Linked DNA regions of Homo sapiens: region 2 is linked to region 1. A link is an interaction called in ENCODE POLR2A ChIA-PET data of the cell type or tissue named here. Cell type or tissue: CD4-positive, alpha-beta T cell. All regions are shown on one strand. Links, peaks and the distances in the headings refer to the core of each region. The heading gives the core; the rest is flanking DNA.

Region 1 (2,930 bases), core at 265-2,764:
CAAGCCCACTCTATATTACCTAACCTATCAGTTCTAACTCTAAATTCTGAATTATCCGTGTTCCTCAAAACCTTAAGTCCAAATTTCTGAGAAAGAAATGTGATTGTTCTTTTCTTTAATGTCTGCTCAGAGTCTGTCACAATTGACTGTCATAGACAACTAGTCAACCTGTGGATTCATTTAGCTGTGACTATAGTAGGGTAGGGTCATGTGATCAACTAGAGCAGCAGGTGGGGAGATAATAGTTAACACCTCTCATGAAACTGGTTAAATATAAACCTCAGACTGGTAATAGATAAGAATCTGTTTCTTCCTGTGTAAAAAACAATGTTTACTTAATATTTGCTTTTCCTAGCCTTAAGTTGTATCTCTAGGAATAAATGGGTTAATACAATGGAAAACACATGAGCGATCATAAAGTTTTGGAATACAATCAATAACAATACATCTACTGTCAACCAAACTGTTGATAAAAAGACAAATTACACATAGGTGAGAATCATAGTCTCTCACGATGTTGGGGGACTTCATATAGATGATTTTCCAGTGTAACTTAGATGAAATCAAATATCTGACATAATTATTAAGTATTTGTCTTCCTTCCCTGGTCACTCAAGTCATGGTGCCTCTTCTAGAACAAGTGAAGAGCTGAATCTCTCACCCTGATAGACAAAGTCTGAGGGATATACACTGATTTTTACATTTTGTTCAAATGTATCTCTTATTGCAGATTGAATTTGGCTTGGAATTTGGGTGCTTGCTTTGACTTTTCATTGTTTCCTTATTTGTATTTTATTTTTCTTTAGCTGCTGCTGGTTCTGGTGGTTTGTTTATTTTGTACATTCTATTTTCTAGAAATCTATCACTGGTGAGTGCTTAAAAACAACACAGACCAGAGAAGAAAGAAAGGAGTAAAGAGTTCAAGCCCGGATAACAATGGGACTAGTCCAAAAGTTTGCAAAAACAAAAGGAGATCTGTTGAAAAATAAGTTATAGATGCTTGAAGTCTACATTTATTTCTTCTTATTACTCATTTTGGAATGGATGCTACATTCTTTGTAGGTTCAAAATATCCTCAGAATCCCAAGTATGTGATAAGACCTAGAAAGGGCATAATTAAGCCTTTGTCATTAAGACAGATCTTTTATTCACCAATTTTAACAGTGTATTACAGCCAGGCACAGTGGCTCATGCTGTAATCCCAGCACTTTGGGAGGCCGAGGTGGGCAGATCACCTGAGGTCAGGAGTTCGAAACCAGCCTGACCAAAATAGTGAAACCCCGTCTCTACTAAAAATACAAAAATTAGCTGGGCATCATGGCATCTGCCTGTAATCCCAGCTACTAGAGAAACTGAGGCAGGAGAATCGCTTGAACCTGGGAGGGGGAGGTTGCAGTAAGCCAAGATCATGCCATTGCACTCCAGCCTGGGCAACAAGAGCAAAACTCCATCTCATAAAAAATTAATAATAATAAATAAAATAAAAACATATTTATGTTTTCAGCAGTTTATATTTATATACGACCATCATTCTCCAAATTTAATTATAATTGCCCATGGAAAATATTTGTTGTAACCAATCACGACACAGACTATAGAACTAGCTAGGGTTTTGAAAAGCAAATTTCAGCACTCTTCACAATAGCAAAGACATGGAATCAATCTAAATGCCCATCAATAGTAGACTGAGTAAAGAAAATGTGGTACATATACACCATAGAATACTACGCAACCATAAAAAACAATGAGATCATGTCCTTTGCAGCAGCGTGGATGGAGCTGGAGGCCATTATCCTAAGTGAACTAACACAGAAACAGAATATAAAATGCCACATGTTCTCACTTATAAGTGGAAGCCAAACACTGAATACATGTGGATACAAAGAAGAGAACAACAGACACCAGGGCCTGCTTAAGGGTGGAGGGAGGGAGGAGGGTAAAGATAAAAAAATCTACCTATTAAATACTACGCTTATTACCTGGGTGGTGAAAGAACGTGTACACCAAACCCCAGTGACACACAACTTACGTATACAACAAGCCTGTATATGTACCCTAGAACCTGAAATAAAAGTTAAAAAAAAAAAACAGAACTAGTGTATCTATGGCAATGATACATAGATGTTTTATGTGTTTCTAGAACCATTGGTAAAATTAATTTTTTAAAAATTTGAACCTAAAACATTTTTATTTTAGCATCTTCAAAAATTCAGATATAAATTTCTTTCAACACAGAGCTGTTTATGCATATATTTTTAATTCAATTCTATTTAATGAATGCATTCTCTATTAAACAATAAGTCTCTTACTATGAAATGGAAAATGTGCCAATTGCATGGTATATTTGAATAAATATAATAGGTGTATCATCTACAGCTTTGCTATTCAGTTGTGTGGCCTGGACACGAGCAATATTGGCCCAGCTTGGAAGCTTATTAAAATTTCGAATTTCAAGTCTCTTTCCTAACTACCAAATAAGAAACTTCATTTTAACATGATTCCCCTGTGATTCCTGTGCACATTAAAGCTTCTGAGACATGAACATGAAATAATAGCTTGGGTAGCAAGGATATAGTACACAAATGCTTTCTTAGCAGAAAAACAAAACCGTGCTTAAAATCTAGCTAATTACATTGGAGCAATTTAATTTCTGACCAAAAAGGAATAAGGCTCATGTTATTCAGAACTGTTTAAGAATTGTTTTGCAGGACACTGATCAAAATGTTTTCTATATGATATCTCACAGGATTTAATTCACCCCAAAATACAATCTTACATATTTTCAAGAAAGTTGAGTCTTGTCTTAATTATGTAAATTTAAATTCAGACACAAGTTGTGTGTCTTGGTAAGTCCCACTGACTAGAAAACTAGTGAATTTCCTCTTCGGTAATATTTAAACCCACTAATTTACCTAACGGTTTTATTTTGT
Region 2 (2,930 bases), core at 94-2,593, 87 kb before region 1:
AGATTACTAGATTTAAAAGATTAGTAGATTTAAAAGATTTAAAAGATTACTAGATTACTAGAAATGGACAGTTATAGATAAAGAGATAACAGTTATATCCCTCATTAACAAACACTATTAAGTTATACTTCAAAATACTGATAAATACCAAAGAAAACACACGATGACTTCCAAGGAAAAAAGAGGTTACTGGGAGACCTTTGATATCAGTATTTCCTACCAATTTACTGGTCATAACGACAAATCCTGGAAGAGAAAGTAAATTGTTGTCAAAATTTAACAGGCAAGAGTGCGTAGGTTAATTACAGGAAGTTTTTAGTTTAGGAAACTGCCAAACTCATCACAAGACATGAGAGACAGAGTGATGTAATTACCTAAGAAGGGGGATGAAGTAATGCACTCAACCATCAGCACCTGATTTCTTTTTTTGCTGGAGCCAGAAGAAATCTTTTCACTGATGCACAGTCAGATACCTGAGATATCCCCCACAACCCCAGCTAGAAACATGGGTGCTATCTAATCCTGGAAGTTTCTAAGAGCCATTCAATATTTTCATGCCTATTCTCTGCTTCCAGGCAGGGTGGATATCCAGTAAGAATACCTGAGTACCATACACTGGCCAGCATCCATTCTGACAGGTCAAGTGTCCATGCCATACTCACTGCTGCACATTTTTAATATCATTTTGCATTCAGAAAAGTATCAACCTAAGCCTACCAAGGAAGTGTTCCTCTCCCTATTAAAAACTTCCAAGATGACTAGGTGTTATTTGGTGGGATGGATTTCTATTATTATGTTTTTTAATTTTAAAAAATATTCTAAAGGGAGAGAAGTGGTACTATGTCATCTGAATTGGTGAATCAAATTTAAGTGAATCTCATTGGTGAATGAGAGCTGGTCACACTCAAAAGAAGGATGTGACACAGTCTGAGGTTTTAACTAAAGAGAGGGAAGAAAGAAGCAGCAGGATCATGCAATACAAGAGGCCAAGAGGGGCTCTCAGACTGTCCCCCCCATGGACTAATTATGCAGAATTTATGAAATGGGTTCTGAAGGTTGAGCTATCTGGGTTCAAATGCTAGCTCCACAGTGAAATTTGTAGGGAGAAGCAGGATGAAGTGCTTCAGGTAAAAGGAAAATGATCCACAATGGTGTAAAAACAAGAGTGAGCAGAACTCGTTCAGAAAGCAGCAAGCACTTCAGTAAGGCTGAGGCATAGCAGTGGGGTAGGGGCAGAGGCAAGGATGGGGGAGGGGCAAGAGGGAAGGATGCAGAGAAAGGCAGAGGCTGGTCATGACATACTTATAACACAGACTGAGGAACTTGAACTTTAGCCTAAAGAAGACGCAGAGGAGTTTAAGTTCAGTCAATGACATGATCTCATCTGTGATTTACATTTCAGGAAGGTGGAAAGCAAAAGTTGAAGCAGAACTAGAGACAAAGAGCAAGGGCAGTGGCCTGAACTAGGAAAGTGGTTGTAAGAATGGAGAGAAGTGGACAGAGTTCACCTTGTCCCTTGTTTTCGACTCCTAAACTCCAAGGATTATAAATTACCCTTTTGAGGTTTTGCACTTAAGACCACCTTAGATTCCATTTTTGAGATTCTGTCTCCAAGGATGCAAAATGTGAACCTTAACCTCTGTACCAGTTGGAACCATGTCTTCCTGTAGAGGAAATGAGTTTCAAACCTCACTTACTGGTAATTATTCTTCGTGTTTTTTCAACTGGCCCCTGTATTTCCTTTCCCCAGTAAAACTGTTTTTCCCACACACTCCTAGGTGTTTAGTGTGAATAAATATTTTATTATGAATTTTATTTATCTTCATTTGTAAAAGCTATCTGGGTTCAAATGCCAGCAGAAAATGAGTCTGGTCTCAAAACCATGTCCGCACATCCAAGCCAGTGAATAGTTTCTTCGACAATCATACCAAAGTGAAAGGATAGTGTAGACAAGTGCAGTTATTTAGCAATTCATTAATGCTATCTAAAACTTCTTCCATTTGTTCACAGTCTTTTGGTTAAATCAACTTCTGTAAGTTCATTTTATGGATTGTAAAATGGGAAGTATTAGAAACAGATACAAGATTGTGTTTTCCATCAAAGCTATGACATAGAGATGGACTTAGTTTCCTTCTTTTAGAAATTTCTAGATTTCAGAATACGCCTCTTTGTATTTGGACGTAGAGCAAAGTGGTTGATACATTTCATACTTGCCTTGATAATCAATCAATGTGTTTTAGAGGAAAGAAAATGGGACCCGGAACCAAAAAACCTGATCGAGCTTCTAAAACTCTCCAATCTTCAATTTTACATCTATTAAGTAGTAATAATAATAATTGTTATTCCCTTTCCACTATGCTTTATGAGAATTAAATGATTTACTATCTGTGATGAGAACCAAAAACTTTTTGATTTTGGAAATGTGCTATATCTGTCATATCCAATCAGGTAGATAATAGCTACATTCATGCAGCTGTTGAACATACTTCATGTGGCTGTTGAACACTTGAAATCGAGCTAGTTTTACTGAGAAATTGAATCGTTAATTTTCATCAATTTAAAGGGCACATGTGGCTAATGCTTACCTTTTTGGAAAGTGTAGCTCTAGAGTACTGATTCAGTTTCAGTTATTCCTAGTCTAAATTCATTAATTCTAACTTTGTTCTGGAAATCCATAGATTGTATGTTGTCTTTGTTTAAAAATGAATGTTCTCTTTATATGTGAGCAAAGATAAGTATGTAACCTTCTTAAAAGCAATTGGTAAGATGAAACAAAGTACAATTGTATTTTTGTCCACCACTGTGCTTTTAAAAAATTTATTCATTGGGGGAAATTTTTTCTAATACCACTGATGAAATTTCCCCAGTTGGTCCCATATATCTCCTGGTCACTCTTAGATTAAAATTAAAAAAAGTCCTGGGTTATTTTA

The links. Peaks named below come from ENCODE experiments on the same cell type or tissue, not always from the same donor. Only the 100,000 strongest peaks of a DNase experiment are listed, where the experiment ranks them.
Region 2: POLR2A ChIA-PET joins it to region 1 with 5 read pairs; 3 of 35 experiments call an interaction of 5 or more read pairs at or near these places.

The regions. Positions count from the first base shown.
Region 1 is chr7:20,287,191-20,290,120 of GRCh38, forward strand. No RefSeq gene overlaps it. Among named protein-coding and RNA genes, the nearest start is that of ITGB8, 42 kb to the right of the region's middle. In CD4-positive, alpha-beta T cell, for the core only: no CTCF peak of the experiment used is centred there; no DNase peak of the experiment used is centred there.
Region 2 is chr7:20,200,230-20,203,159 of GRCh38, forward strand. All of the region lies in intron 1 of MACC1 (MET transcriptional regulator MACC1), which reads right to left. Among named protein-coding and RNA genes, the nearest start is that of MACC1, 16 kb to the right of the region's middle. RefSeq lists an enhancer at 1,388-1,437. In CD4-positive, alpha-beta T cell, for the core only: no CTCF peak of the experiment used is centred there; a DNase peak (open chromatin) is centred at 1,312.